2 separate regions of the Homo sapiens genome follow, and region 1 is linked to region 2. The links are chromatin loops, found by intact Hi-C in ENCODE. Cell type or tissue: PC-3. All regions are shown on one strand.

Region 1 (8,000 bases), 330 kb after region 2:
TCTGAAAATTGTAGGCTCCTTAAGAATTATGCTAAATCTTCTTTTCCTATGCACTGTAAATGAAATCACGAAACCCAGATGGCAGCACATCTGATTATAGCTTGATCTGTTGAATATTTTAAGCCCACTGTTGAGACCTACTGCTCAGTAAAAAAAGATTCATTTTCAAATATCACTGCTCATTGACAATGCATCTGGTCATCCAAGAGCTCTGATGGAGATGGACATGAAAATTAATGTTGTTTTTGTGCCTGCCAATTCTCATGGATCAAGGGGTAATTTCAACTTTCAAGTCTTATTATTTAAGAAATACTTTTTGTAAGGCTGTAGCTATCATAGAAAGTGGTTTCTCTGATGGATCTGGGCAAAGTAAATTGAAAACCTTCTGTGAAGGATTCACCATTCTAGATGCCATTAAGAACATTCATGATTAATGGGAGGAGGTCAAAATGTCAACATTAACAGGAGTTTGGAAGAAGTTGATTCTAACCCTCATAGATGACTTTGAAGGGTTCAAGACTTCCGTGGAGGAAGTAATTGCAGATGTGGTGGAAATTACAAGAGAATTATAAGTGGGGTCTGCAGATGTGACCAAATTGCTACAATCTCATGATAAAACTTGAACAGATAAGGAGTTGTTTCTTATGGATGAATAAATAAAGTGGTTTCTTGAGATGGAATCTACTTCTTGTGAAGATCTTATGAACATTGTTGAAAGGACATCAAAAAATTAGTTGATCAAGCAGTGGCAGGATTTGAGAAGATTAACTCCAGTTTTGAAACAGTAGGTGAAATGCTGCTATCAGATAGCATCACATGCTACAAAAAATCTTTCATGAAAGGAAGGATCAATAGATGCAGTGAAGTTCACTGTTGTCTTATTTTAAGAAATTGCCACAACCACCCAAACTTTTAGCTACCATCACCCTGATCCATCAGCAGCCATCAATATCGTGGCAAGTCCCTATACCTGCAAAAAGATGACAACTTACTGAAGGCTTATATAATTGTTAGCATTTTTTGGAAATAAAGTATTTTTAATTAAGATATGTGAATTTTTAGACATAGTCTTATTACACATTTATTAGACAATAGTGTAAGTATAATTTTTATATGCACTACAAAACCAAAAAAAAAAGTGTGGCTCACTTTATTCACTTTATTGTGGTGGTCTGGAACCAAATCTACAGTATCTCCAAGGTACACCTGTACTATGAATCACTTATAATTTATAATTATATGGAATTGGTCATTTCTCCTCTGTACTGCTTATGTTGAGATTATGAGATGATAATCTTATCTGCACTTTTCTTCTGAGGGGAGAATAAAAACTTGTACAGCATGAGCACACATGTACTATCCAAATAAGGATAGTTGATATTGAAATTGATTCCATGTGTAAGTGTGCGTCATGACTAAAACTGTAACTGTATTAAGGGCACAATATGCATCTGCTACAGAAAATTAGGAATATTATACTTAAGTAGATATAGTAAATTTTAGGAATTTACACTTGAGTAGAAAATTCTTTTTGTGGGATTTTTTATTAAGATAATCATCATTACATAGCTTCTAATGTATTAGAAAAATAATAAATTATTTATGGAAATGATTTGCTAACATTATTTCAGAGCTTAGTATACACTAAAATTAATTATAGAGTTGACAAACACCAGAAATCAAAGACTTTGAGAATGCTGATAAAAACCAAACCAAAGCAATTCAAACAAACCAAAGTGTATAAATCCACCTAAATATTGAGGTTACTCCCCTTTTATGAGGTAATAGAACAATGAATTAAGATATTACAACATCTCATACTGATTGTTTTTGGTATATGTACACAAACAAATTGTTGGAGTGTCCAAATCATCAGTTTCTGTGGAGTAAATGAGGGTACAGGGAGGAACTCAGTTTTATTTTAAGAATGAATAGATCATCAGGGCTATGGCTATCCAGATTGTATGACTAGAAGAACTGGGTGGTAACTAAGTTGAGGAAGACATTAAATAAAATTCCATGACTTAACATGGAAGCTGAGGGAAAGTCAGGAAAACAAACTTCGTATCAAGAAATTGCAGAAGACTGGAAGTAGTGATGATGAGGTAAAAGTGAAAAGCAACAAGGTAAAAAGCAAAAGACCAAGGCACATATATGTAATTATTAAAAGATTAGATATCAGGCAAGGGTTGAGTCTTTACTGCCAGCATTGTTAGAGTTGGCTATATGGTATCCTATGAAGGTAAGTCTTTTGTTCCATGTGTGGTAACTGTTCAGAGTCTGATTTTTCTCTTTCATACCATAGCTGAATATGATGGAATATCTGTTTCTATGAATAGAATGTAGTGTCTTGGGTGAGAATCTTAATATCAAGGTGACTTAAGGGCCCCAGGTCTTGCTAGTAAATGAGTAACTTCATGTCTATGATATTAGATAGTATGATGATTGGATATCAAGGCTGGCTTTGTACATATACACAATCACACATGTATATATGATGATGTAGTTTGTGAACAGTCTTGAGAAGATGAACGGCAATTGAAGAGATGAGTTACAGCATAGTAGACAGATACGAGGTTTTGGTGCCAACAGTAGGCAAGTGATGAGTGAGAAAAACTGACAAAGAATTAGAGTAAGATAATGTCAGAATTAGGTCATATTGAGAAAAAATAAGATAGGGCATGATTATGAATCAGAGAACATATTGATATGCTTGCTTTTCTAGAGTATAGAAATCAGCAGTTAAGAAATGAGAAGGAAACATTCCATATTGTCAAAGTTGCTTGATATTTTTAATTTTGAGGAATTCTGAAGAGAGCATTTATAATTCTGAGTTTACAAACCGATGAGAATAATGTATCTCATTAGATATTTATTTGAAGCATGTATTGTTGAAAATAAATTTGTTATTTAATATACTTTATATGTTTAGATGAATTCTGGGTCAAGTCTTGAGAGAAAAATATCATGCCTTGGGACACTACCATGCAAGCAGGAAAGAGAGACATTTTAGAAGTCTTCAGGAGGTAAGAAATAGTAGGAGCTTCTTGAATTTTGGAAATCAGGACACAAAATAGAGGATACCCCTCTGCAGCAGAATTTTAATTCAACATCATTAATATTTTTCACACTCAAGACTTTTTTTCCCAATCAAGACTACCTTGACTTTTGTTCTACCTTGTAAATGTTTTTAGTCTATGGTTGACTCCACCCTAATGTAGCAGGACGAGCTGCTGACAAAACTCCTCAGACACCGAGTTAAAGAAGGAAGGGGTTTATTCGGCCAGGAGCATCGGCAAGACTCCTGTCTCAAGAGCCGAGCTCCCCCAGTGAGCAATTCCTGTCCCTTTTAAGGGCTCACAACTCTAAGGGGGTCCACATGAGAGGGTCGTGATCGATTGAGCAAGCAGGTGGTACGTGACAGGGGCTGCATGCACCAGTGGTCAGAGTGAAGCAGAACAGACTGGGAAGTTTCACAATGTCTTTCTATACAATGTCTGGAATCTATAGATAACATCAGTTGCTAGGTCAGGGGTCGAATTTTAACTACCAGGCTTAGGTCAGGCAGGCCCAGGCCTAGTTTCTGGTCTGGTTCCTTGGTTTCAGGTCTGGATCCTAGGCGCCGGGCTACTTGCCTTTAGTGTCGTTTCTCTTTCCTTTTCTCAGTATAAAACAATATAAAACAATTTGAGAGGGTCTGTCTCTCTTCTCTCACTAATATGGAATAAACTTTCTAAAACACTTCCTGATTACCATTCTTTAATTGTTCCTCAAAGCCTTCCTTCAAACTGCCTGGCACATAAGAGCTCTCACAATATAGCCCTTGATTACTCCAACAATTCAACCATTATTAATTCCACAAGTCTTTGCTGTGCTTTCTTTACACACTTTGAACATCTTCTTCATGTATCTGGAGCAATTTGCTAATATGTCCTTTTTTTGCTACCTTCCAAAATTTCTTTCCTAGGTTACTTTTCAAGGAGAGCTTCCTTGACCTCTCCCTTTGCCCTCAGTTGGAACAAATCAGCACCCATTTCACTGTGTCGTCAGTGTCTTGCTTATGTGGCTCCTTGACTTTGATACAGATTCCTTAAGGACAAGAACTCTGCCTCATTTATCTTTGTATTTCTATTACTTGGCACAGTAACTGGCACTACAGGCCACCCAATAAAAACTTATCAAATAAACAAATAGATTATGACCTGGCAAGAACCTATTTTGACCAACAGACAGGGCCTTCTAAAGCCTACATGTTTTGAGTTAGGAAAATCCTTAACAACCACTTTCCCTTTCCCAGAATTTGAATTAAGCCTCTATTGGAGGACTAAGGGAAGGACTGGGAGTTAAATATTACACTTCCTGCTTCTACCTTTAAAGGTCCCACATCCAAATCTCACAATGCAATCTCTCTTCTCTAAGCTATTTTTGAAGGCATTGAGTACTTTATTCTTATAGAGGTGATAGGTTGTAATGACTCATCCCAGTTCTTTCCTCCTGGTCATATTTGTAAACAGTAGTAATTTGCCTCCATTACATGGAATTCCATTCTGACAAGCACCTGGGTGAAGACTACATCTACAAGATGCCTGGTCAGATTAGGCATTCATCTTAGGACTTTAGAATGGAAATTCTCTGGCAAGCTATTGAAATGGTGTAAATCTCATACACATACCAATGTCTTTATTTGCAGTTAGTCTTGTCAATTTTGGTTCTTTAGTCCACATCAACAGGTATTAAATAAAGACCACAAAAGTGTGAAGGAAAATCACAGCAAAATAAAATTCTATTATAAGGAGTCTTAATTATTTTGCTTCATTTTACATTTTGAGGATGCTGATATTGAAGGCTAATCTGTCTTTACCCTTATTGTGATCCTTTGATTATTTTTTGACCCATTTGTTATTATCTCATTATTTAGAAACTCATTTTACATAATACCCATGGAGTATTAGTTACCCCACACTCTTCAGAATTCATTTATAGCATTTATAGCAGATGAAAAAAAGTTGCAAAAAATGAAGTAAGGTAACTGTTTTTTTATCATATTGATTGCTTATAAAAGTTAGTCAATGAAAAAATGAGCATTTCTTAGAAGAAATAAATAGATCAAGAAATATAATCAACTAAGAATTATCTTTTTTTCCCTGTCCAGTTAAGGGGAATCTGCTATTTTTTCATAGTCCAGTCTCTATTAGTAAATCAAGAGGCTTAGTCATGAAGCGATGAGACTTTCCTCTATTACATCCTGTTGAATTATTAGTCACCATTCCCTGAGTCAATTACATTCTTTATTTCTCCTGACATGGATCACCTACAAGTGTTGGTGAAGAAGAACTCGTACTTTCAATCAGTTATTTTGTTGGTTTTATAGAGATATCCAATTACTGAGTTTTTATTTTATAGCATATTGTAAAAAGGATATGTAAAAGATAAAGTTGTTATCCTATAAAGATAATTTTCTCTCTTTTAGTCTATTCTTTTTTAAAAAAATCAGATTTTATTTTAGATTCAGGGGTACATGTGCAGGTTTGGTACATGTGTAGCATATTGCATGACGCTGAGGTTTGGGGTATGATTGATTCTGTCACCCAGGTAGTGAGCATAGTACCCAATAGGTAGGGTACTGTGGTAGTTTTTCAACCCCTACTCACCTTCCTCTCTTCCCTCTCTATTAGTCTCCAGTGTCTATCATTCCCATCTTTAGTCCCTGCGTGCTCAATGTTTAGTTCCCACTTATAAGTGAAAACATGTGGAAACTGGTTATCTGTTTCTGCAGTAATTCACTTAGGATAATGGCCCCCACATGCATCTGCGTTGTTACAAAAGACATGATTTTGTTCTTTTTTATAGCTGTGTAGTGTTCCATGGTGTATATGCACCACATGTTTTAAATCCAATATACCATTAATGGGCACCTAGGTTGATTCCATGTCTTTGCTATTGTGAATAGTGCTGTGATGAACGAGTACATGTGTAATTTTGGAACAATAATTTATTTTCTTTTGGGCATATACTCAGAAAAAGAATTGCTCAGTCAAATTGTAGTTCTACTTTTAGTTCTTTGAGAAACCTCCAAACTGCTTTTCACAGTGGGTGAACTCATTTACATTCCCACCAACAGTGTATAGGCATTCCCTTTTCTCCACAACCTCAACAACTTCTGTTATTTTTTGACTTTTTAACAAAAGCCATTTTGACTAGTGTGAGATAGATAGTATCTCATGGTTTTGATTTGCATTTCTCTGATGATTAGTGATATGGCGTATTTTTTTTCATATGATTGTTGGCCACTTCTGTGTCTTCTTTTGGGAAGTGTTTGTTCATGTTCTTTGCCATTTTTTTAATTGTCTGTTATACACCAATAACAGACAATTATTTGTTTTGTCTTTGTTGAGTTATTTATGCTCCCTACAGATTCTGGATATATTAGACTTTTGTCAGATGCATAGTTTGTGAATATTTTCTCCTGTTCTATAAGTGGTCTGTTCACTGTGTTGACAGTTTCTCTTTCTATGCAGAAGTTCATTAGTTTAATTACGTGCTACTCGTCAATTTTTGTTTTTGTTGGAATTGCTTTTTGGGACTTAGTCATAAATTCTTTGCCAAAGCAGATGTCTAGAAGAGTATTTCTTAGGCATTCTTCTAGGACTTTTACAGTGTGAGGTCATACGGTTAAGTCTTTAATCCACCTTAAGTTAATTTTTATGTGTGGTGGTTGGTAGGGGTCCAGGTTCATTCTTTTGCATATGGCTAGCTAGTTATCCCAGCATCATGTAGTGAATAGGGAGTCCTTTTACCATTGCTTATTTTTGTTTACTTTGTCAAAGGTCAGCTAGTTGTAGGTGTATGGCTTTATTTCTGGGTTTTCTATTCTTTTCCATCAGTCTATGTGTCTGTTTTTGTACCAGTACCATGCTGTTTTGGTTATGGTAACTTTGTAGTATAGTTTGAAGTTGGGTAATGTGCTGCCTCCTCAACTTTGTTCTTTTTGCTTGGGATTGCTTTGGCTATTTGGGCTCTTTTTTTGGTTGTTCCATATGAATTTTGGAACAGATTTTTTTTTTTCTAATTCTGTGAGAAATGATGTTGGTAGTTTGAGAGGAATAGCAGTGAATCTGCAAATAGCTTTGGGCAGTCAGGCTATTTTAATGATGTTGATTCTTCCAATCCATGACCATGAACTGTTTTTCCATCTGTGCCTTCTCTGATTTCTTTGAGCAGTGTTTTATAGGTCTCCCTGTAGAGATCTTTCGCCTCCTTGGTTAGATGTATTTGTAGGTTGTGTGTGTGTGTGTGTGTGTGTGTGTGTGTGTGTCTGTGTCTGTGTGTCTATTGTAAATGGGGCTGTGTTCTTGATTTGGTTCTTGGCTTTAGTGTATTGCTGTATAGAAATGCTACTGATTTTTGCACATTGATTTTGTATCCTGAAACTTTATGAAAGTTATTTACTGTTCTAGCAGCCTTTTGATGGAGCCTTCACAGTTTTCCAAGTATAGAACCATCTTGTCATGGAAGAGAGATAACTTCTTTTTTCCCCAATTTGGAGGTATTTTCTTTCTTTCTCTTGCCTGATTGCTCTTTCCAGGACTTTCAGCACTATATTAAATAGGAGGGGCGAGAGTCTGTATACTTGTCTTGTTCTGGTTCTTAAGGGGAATGCTTTCAGCTTCTGCCCATTGAGTATGATGTTAGCTGTGGGTTTGTAATAGATGTCTCTTACTGTTTCGAGTTACGTTTCTTCAATGCCTAGTTTGTTGAGAGCTTTTATCATGAAAGAATGTTGGATTTTATCAAGCACTTTTTCTGTATCTATTTAGATGATTATGTGTTTTTTGTTTTCAATTCTCTTTATGTGGTAAATCACGTTTGTTGATTTGTGCATATTGAACCAAGCTTGCATCCCAGGAATAAAGCCTACTTGACTGTGGTGAATTAAGTTTTTCACGTGCTGCTGTATTCAGTTTACTAGTATTTTGTTGAGAATTTTTGTGTCTATATTC
Region 2 (8,000 bases):
ATGTACCTTATATAATTCTCACTCTTTGAATTAAATGAGTTTTTTTTTCTTTTTTGTAGATGATTATACCATCTGGTGGTGGAAATGGTAAATGGGCATAGTTACTACTTTCTTCACAGAGTAGAATACAGAAGGTAGAAAGGAAACCCTACCTTGTTCTTCAGTTGTAACTTCTTGGATCTTTGAATCTGAGGACATATGGAGAGAAACGGCAAAGATCTTATCTTTTGGTTTTTGGTGATTTCTGTTTCATGATATAAGGTGGAATGTGCTGTGAGTAGCCTATGTAGGTTTATCTTAAACTAGTTTATTCTTCCTTGTGATCATCTATTTTTAATTGGTGTAGATTTGCTGGGTTTTTATCTTTTTTATTGTTAACAAATTTTTGTTCTAATTTTGGTGTGATATTTGTGCTGATTTGTTGGGGATTACCAACTAGAGGACAGTATGAATCAAAACGATCTGTTTTTTTAATGATTTTGGTCTTTTCGAAATTAGTATTAATATACTGTTTGATTAATCTTGAAATATATAGAAAAGCAAAGATAAATAAATTAACATCGCCCATAATGGAAACACCGTTAGATAACCAAAGTGCTAAAAGTTTTGGTCAATAGTGTTCCAATTTTTTTCTGTTAAGTTTTTAAAAAGTTGAGCATACATTAAGCTTTCCACTTCTTGTTTAAATCATTAAAGGAAGTTCACGTAAAGTAAAAATACTTACAACTTAGAAAGGGTGGATCTGAATCTTTATCTACTTTTCATAGGAAGGCAAAATTACTTCCCATAGCAAATCCTGAGCCATTCACAGGGAACAGTGAGCACATGGAAGGAAAGCAGGAACAGTGAGTAGGTGAAGGCACATAATCTATCTCTAATAGTCTGATCTGTTCCAGAGGAACAGAACCAATAGGACGGACACACACACAAACACACATACCTCATATATATATATATATATATATATATATATATATATATATATATATATATATATGTATCACACACACACGCACACACACACACACAATTTATTATAAGGCATAGGCTAAGAAGTCCCATGATATCTGCCATCTGCAAATTGGAGACCCAGGAGAGCTGGTAGTGTAGTTCCAGTCCAAATCCTGAGAACCAGAAGAATTGATGGCATAAGTCCCAGTCTGAGTATAGGAGAGGGTCAATGTTCAGCTCTAAAACAGTCAGAGACAGTGAATTCTCATTTATTCTTTTTTTTTGGTCTATTCAGCCTTTCAAAGGCTTGGATAACACCCGACCACATTGGGGAGGGGAATCTACTGATTCAAATGTTAATCTCATCTGGAAACATGCTCACAGACACAACCAGAATACTGTTTAAAATATCAGGGCATCTTGTGGCCCAGTTAAGTTGACACATGTAGTTAACTATCACAGTATCAAAATTAAAACTCAGTAATAAGGCTAAAGGCAAGCTGGTATATATACATAGAATATTGCGTAGAAGATGAAGTCAGGGATCATGCCTATCAGATTTCTATTGCTGATTACATAGTAAAGATGAATAAAATGCCTAATATGAATCAATTCCTGGTTATTCTCAACAAGTAAAGAAAATACTTTTTGGGAGAAATGTATTTTGAGCAATTTGAAGAAAGAATGCAGTAGCCTGCTGAAGGAGTGATCTGAATATACTTTGCATAATTATCTTGGAACACTGTAGAGATAAGAGGAGAAATGAATGGTCAAGAGTAGGTGCATAAGAGGCAAAAGGACTATTAGAATGCAGGTGGCAGGCAAAAAAATAAAATTTGGCTGGACTAACCGAAAGGCAAACATTTATAAGATGGGGACTCTTGAGGGCAGGGAAAAATATGCTGTAATTTAGAGAAGACTAAAACATTGTTACTTAAAAAATTTCCTATGAAGATGGATAGAATGATAAGAATTAATGTTGGATAGAAAAAAGGATTGTTGGGAGAGGTTACACTATTGCCCAAAGTTTACAATATTATACCACATCAATTTTGCACCAATGTTCTAGCCAAATGCTAAGGAAATACCCAGGAGAGAATCTACTACAGAACCAGTAAACAGCTGATTTCTGAAAAAACACATTATGAAGATATTTTATATTCATAGACATCACAAGTAGCCTCTGTGGTCGGGAGAGCGCTTTAAACAGTAATGTGAAACCACTTGGATCTGCGAATTGCTTACTTATCCAATTGCCTTTTTTGACCTATGCAGTGGCAGGGAATGAAGAGAAGTCAGTAATAATTGCATGATTGCAGACCTAGCTACCAAGACCCAAGTTTAAGTCCTTCCTATGCCCCTAATTTGCTGGCTGACTTTCGTCACATTAACTTCATATCTCTTTTAGCACAAATTTCCACAGAAATGAAACAAGAGATTTGAATTCTTAGATCTTACTGTTCCCTTTAAGTGTTGATGTTCTATAATTCTGCAATTCGAATTCCTGTCAATGCTAAGTGTTTGGTGATAATTTCAGCTTTTTAAATTTTAGTTTGAAATAAATAAATAAATAAATAAATAAACAAATAAATAAATAGTTTTACTTCCAGGTAGAAATATGTACAAACTATTCCTAAAATATTATAATGATGGACAATGTTTATTACTTATAATATGCTAGGCACTTTACATTAATTTTCTAATGCAAAGAGGCTTATACAGTACAGTGTAGAGTGAGACCTGTAAGGCTTGAAATCCCCTTCCACCACTTTTGGGAAGATGGTTTTAGCCAGGTGCTTCTGATACTTTAATATTTGTAGGAATCTGCTAATTTTATTAAAAAGCAGATTCCAATTTAGCAATCTGAGGTGGGCCTTAAGATTATGCATTTCTCACAAACTCCCAAGTGATGCAGATGCTTCTGGTCCTTGAACCACACTTCTGTGCCTCACTTTCCTCTCCTACAAAACAAGGATAACAATCGTATCTAGCTCTTACAGTTGCTCTAGGGATTAAGTGAATTATACAGTTGACCCTTGAACAACATGGGTTTGAACTGTGCGGGTCTAGTTATACCTGGATTGTTTTCAATAAGTACAGTTGGCCTTTCGTATCTATGGGTTCTGTATTCACAAATAACTTGTTCAAGGACAAATAATTAGTTATTAGTGCAGGGCTTTGACTTTCAATGGCATTTTTCATGATTTCCGCAGGAAGCAGCTCCACGAACTTTTTTGTTCATTATTTTTTTTTCTTTTTGGAAATGGCTCCCAAGTCCCAAATTTTTAACCACTATGCCCCACTGCCTAGCAAAAGAGTCACCACAAGTTTTACTTAATAATGTTTTTCTGTGTCCATTGATTGTCAGGAATTTCTTCCTGAGTGTTCAAAAGTGTGCTTCATGTGCCACTTTAGTGATGTCTTCAGGGCATACAGTGGTCCTCTGTCCTCTGCAGTTTCTATCTTCTTATGTTTTCTTCTATTTAAGACATTTCCTTCTTTATCCTTTCTCAGCATATAATCAGCATTTTGTATCCAAAAGTTCCACCTCCACAGTCAAAAAACTGTTGATAAAAATGAATAACATAACAATAAAAATAATACAAATTAAAAGCAATACAGTATTACAGTATTTACAGTATTACAATAAACAATACAGTATTTACATAGCATTTACATTGACTTCCTGCAAAGAGTGCATGTGCTATAAAATTTTCCATGAGTGGTGTTAGGCTGTGCTTTCTGCTTTCCTGTTGCCCTTTATAACCACTGAGTGTGTTGTGGTGGGGCCTCGTCAGGATTGACTGTCTGTCTCATGACTGACTGACTTCTTAGTGTGAGGAATAAACTTACAATCTAGGTATTCAACAAAATTTTATTAAAGTGAGTGATTTGTATACTTATTGTCTGGTGAGTACTCTCTGAATTCAAAAGCGTTTGAAAGGAATGGGATGACAGTCAATAAACCTAAGATGCTAATGGATATGTGAGTCAACCCTGGCTCAAATTTTTGCTCTTTTATTGAAAAAGCAATGACCCAAGTCATTTTTATAGGCACTAATGTTCTTTGTGTACCAGAAAATAAGTGAATTAATGTTTCCCATTCCTAAAAACATTAACTATTTACATTTCAAATTGAATTTGGGGTTGAAAAGCAAATAGAAAATATTGGATTAAAATATTAAGTTGTAAAAAACACAACTCTCAGAGGTTGTTCCCACAGATAATTTGATATGGTTAATTGTTTTTCATCTCTAGTACACCAGAACTATCGCTCCTTTAATCTAGAAAGTTGGTTTAATTAGTTTTGTTCTCCAGATTTTTACCTGAGTAGTTATCAATGGCTGGCAATTAATATATTATAGAAGTTTAGAAATTATATTTGGAGAGCAATAACTTAAAACGCATAATTTTAGGACTTATTTAAACTGGTTAGCAGAAGAGAAATCGGATCCCCCAAAATAGCAACACTGGGCAGGCTGTGCCAGTAAATTAAGGGGAAGTGATCAAATTTGAGAAGTGAGGACTCTTGCTATGAATCTTGGCATATGACTTTATTACGGGTTTCATTTTCTCATTAGTTATTAAAAAGCCATGTTAAGAATGAATGCTGTTATTTGAATCTTTGGACTGTAAGGGATGGATAGTTTTTCCTAGTTTCTGCTCCTGGCACAGGACAGTTGTATACACTTGCTTATTTATTCATGTATTCATCTATTCCATACGTATGTGTTGAGATAGTACTGTGAATCAGTCTTGCTGATGGATTGAATGTAGAGAGTCTGAGAAAGGGAAAACATCGAACACTAACCTTAGGTGTCTGGCTGGATTAATGGGTTAGAAATGGGGTAGTTGCTCACTTACTGAGAGACAAAGGAAGGAGACATTTTAGAGGCTGCAGAGTAGGAATCAAGAGTTGGGTTTGGAGCCTACTAAGAGGTGTCCTGTAAGTGACTGGACGTGCATATCTAATGTTTAAGTGAGTGATCAGGGTTGCTACTTCAGGAGTCATCATCATACAGACAGAGTATTAAGCTATTGGACTAGATTAGGGCACCTGGGGAATAGCTGCCCTAATCTTAACACAACTTTGTGTTAAGAAGAGAAGGAGCATCCTGCAAAGAGATTGGAAAGGGAGCAGCCTGCAACGTAGGCTGTAAAACAATAAGGTGCAACGCCCTCGGAACCAAGGGAAAAAATGTTTTAAGGATATGATTAACTCTACTCAGTACTGCTGAGGGTTGGAAAAGTGTGGGGACCAACCATTGATGACTGGAGCTGATGATGTGAGTGAGCTTAGTGAAATCTTGAATCAATATCCTGACTAGAAGTGTTGAGAATAGGAACCCAGCTATCACAGGCATCCTCTCTGAGGAGTTTTGCTACAAAGAAGAATAGAAAAATGGGCCAGGTGCTAGAAAGAAATCAAGCAGGGTATTTTAAATATGGGAGCAATTTGTATATCAATGTGAAAACTTGTGTTGCAATTAAGAGAGGGGATAATTGTAGGAGCAAAGTCTGAGTGAAGATAATGGGATGGAATCTAGATAATAAAAGGAGGGGTTGGCTTTAGATAGGAGCAGGGACAGTTCATCCATTGCAACAGGAGACAAGGTACAGATGTAGGTAGTTTGATAAACTTATAGTAGGTAGGATATGGGAATTATCTCCTAAATACTTCGATTGGATTAGGAAAATAAGAGGCAAATATTTCAGCTGAGAGTAAGAATAGAGCCAATGCAGAGGTTTAGGGACAGGAAAAAAAAAAAGATGTAAAAGAGGTGTCTGAAGAGTGGAAAAGCCAGAAGAATATAGAGAATTGCTGGGCAATATTAACGTTTTTGAAGCTTGAGGTCATATTTGAAAGAAGAGTCAGCATGGTTGTGTTTTTGTCTAGCCACATTTGGCTGCTCAGCTGCAGATATAGGGAGAGATTTAGGTTTTAGCAGGTTGGCGTTTTGTCAGACAGGTACAAAGGAAGCAAGCTAGTTGAGGATCTGTAGAAGGAGTGGTTAAATGATGGATCCTGGAATCTACATTTGGTAAGAAGAAAAGGAGGGATTGGAGAAAAGTAGGTGGTAGGATTAATAGACTGAATATCCCAGTAGGGCCCAAAGAGTTTTGGAGTAAGTATGTGGGAGAACATGACCTGGGAAGATTGGAAGTTAGAGATTAGAGAATGGCTTCAAATTGAGATTGCAGATCTCAATCAATAATAAGATCTAGGATATAGTCACTTACGTGGGTACTGGAGGTAGAGATGAAGACAAAGTCAACAAAAATGAGATAATCAAGAAACTGACATGCTATACTATTAAATGGATTAGTTATTTGAATATTACAATCACCAATACCTCATAGGAAAAGCGATGGAAAGAAAGACAATCCAGTGTTATAACTTTTCAGGGAATGAGAGGTTATTACTAGAAGTGTGAAGTGATGACAGCTGGTAAATATACTTTCGTAGTCATGACTTTAAAGGGAAATCTGAAGGCATAGTTGTATATTTTAGTCCAGCAAGTTTAATTTCTTAGGTAGAAACCCAGAATAGGTAGATTGGTGGGTACTACCTGGGTTGGAGCATTGCCAAGTAGATGTGCTGGTACAAAAATGGAGAGAGAGTGAAAGGTGTTTCCAAGGAAGTAATTCTAATTAAGGATGAGTGGACTTCAAACTAGGTAAGAAGATAAGACATAAGAAAAGTGTTCAAGAGGAAATGTTTGGTGTCAGTTACCTTTCAGTTGATTGGAAGTCTCCATAACTGAAAGTGGAGAATTTTGAGAGATTATGTACCGAGTAAATGAGCTCAAAGATTAGAACGTGGTGTTCAGAGAGGGGGAAGCTGGAGGCTGAGATTCTGAAGTTAGTACAGTTAATGGTGATGACAACAAGGAATAGGAGATTGAACTGGAATGGAAGAAACAACTTTTGGACATGAGAATGTAGAGGAACCAAGACACCAGAGAGTTGATGTCATTAAACGTTTTGCCAGGAGTGGGGGTAGAAAGGAAGTTATAGAACAGGTGACAAAGTCATCAATAAGTGATGAAGAGTGACCAAGTTTTGTAGATGCCAGTAGCAAGTAGAAAGAGTATGATGGCTTAAACTTCAAAGGATCTGGGCTTTTGAGCACAGGGAGAAGAAATGGTTTAGAAGGAGCAATGGGATCTAACTCCAGGCTTTGAGGTACCAAGGGGAAGGAGAAGAAATCTTCCCTCAGTAAGACTGCAAGAGAAGCTGTGCCACTAGTGGGGAGCCAGGTGAAGGGAGTGCTCAAAGATGGGTTGTATTCTTTTTCCGGGGAGGTATAACAAAGTATTACAAACTGGGTGGCTTAAAACAACAGAAATTTATTGTCTTCCAGTTCTGAAGGCCAAAAGTCCAAAGTCAAGATGCCAGCAGGGCTGTGCTTCCCTGAGGTCTGTTCCAGGCCTTTCTCCTAACTTCTGGTAGTTCCTTGGCTTGCCACAGCATAACTCCAATCTTCATTTGGTGTTTTTGTGTGTATGTGTGTGTGTGTCTTTGTCCAAACTTGCCTGTTTGAGAAGGACACTAGTTCTATTGGATCAGAGGGCCATCCTACTGCAGTATGACCTTATCCTAACTAATTACATCTGCAACAGCCCTATTTCTCAATAAGGTCACACTCTAAAGTACTGAGGGTTACGATGTCAACATATGAACGGAGAGAGGGATGCAGTTCAACTCATAACAAGAGTGTTTGCTGATGGCAGACAAGAGGAAACACTGGAGGGGTTTGGGAGGTACAGGATGATTAAGAAAGTGGGTCAGAGTAGGAAATGTACAGAGTACTAGGGATGGAGCTCAGGTTTCTGGTTAATAGACAACAGGGATGTCAGGTCTGGTGGCTTTACATTTGATAGCCAGACAGGGGGATATGGGGACACTAGACAGACATTCTCTCCTGCAGCTCTCAGCAGGATGGTGGCCAAGGGGAAAGTAAAAGAGCCTCAGTGTGCTGGTCTCAGGAACAAAAGGAAATCTGAGGACTTCTTTTCTCTAGTTCTGAGGTGGTGTAGTGGCTTTGG

What was found. A loop is a pair of places that touch in the nucleus more often than their neighbours do. Peaks named below come from ENCODE experiments on the same cell type or tissue, not always from the same donor. Only the 100,000 strongest peaks of a DNase experiment are listed, where the experiment ranks them.
Region 1: a loop joins it to region 2, with 8 times the contacts of the local background. A loop is called at or near these places in 2 of 110 quality-filtered maps.

The regions. Positions count from the first base shown.
Region 1 is chr5:40,169,410-40,177,409 of GRCh38, reverse strand. No RefSeq gene overlaps it. Among named protein-coding and RNA genes, the nearest start is that of LINC00604, 67 kb to the left of the region's middle. In PC-3, no CTCF peak of the experiment used is centred here; DNase peaks (open chromatin) are centred at 4,479 and 5,249; H3K27ac peaks cover 2,410 bases.
Region 2 is chr5:40,499,386-40,507,385 of GRCh38, reverse strand. No RefSeq gene overlaps it. Among named protein-coding and RNA genes, the nearest start is that of PTGER4, 180 kb to the left of the region's middle. In PC-3, a CTCF peak has its summit at 88 (motif pointing left); a DNase peak (open chromatin) is centred at 3,805; H3K27ac peaks cover 1,885 bases.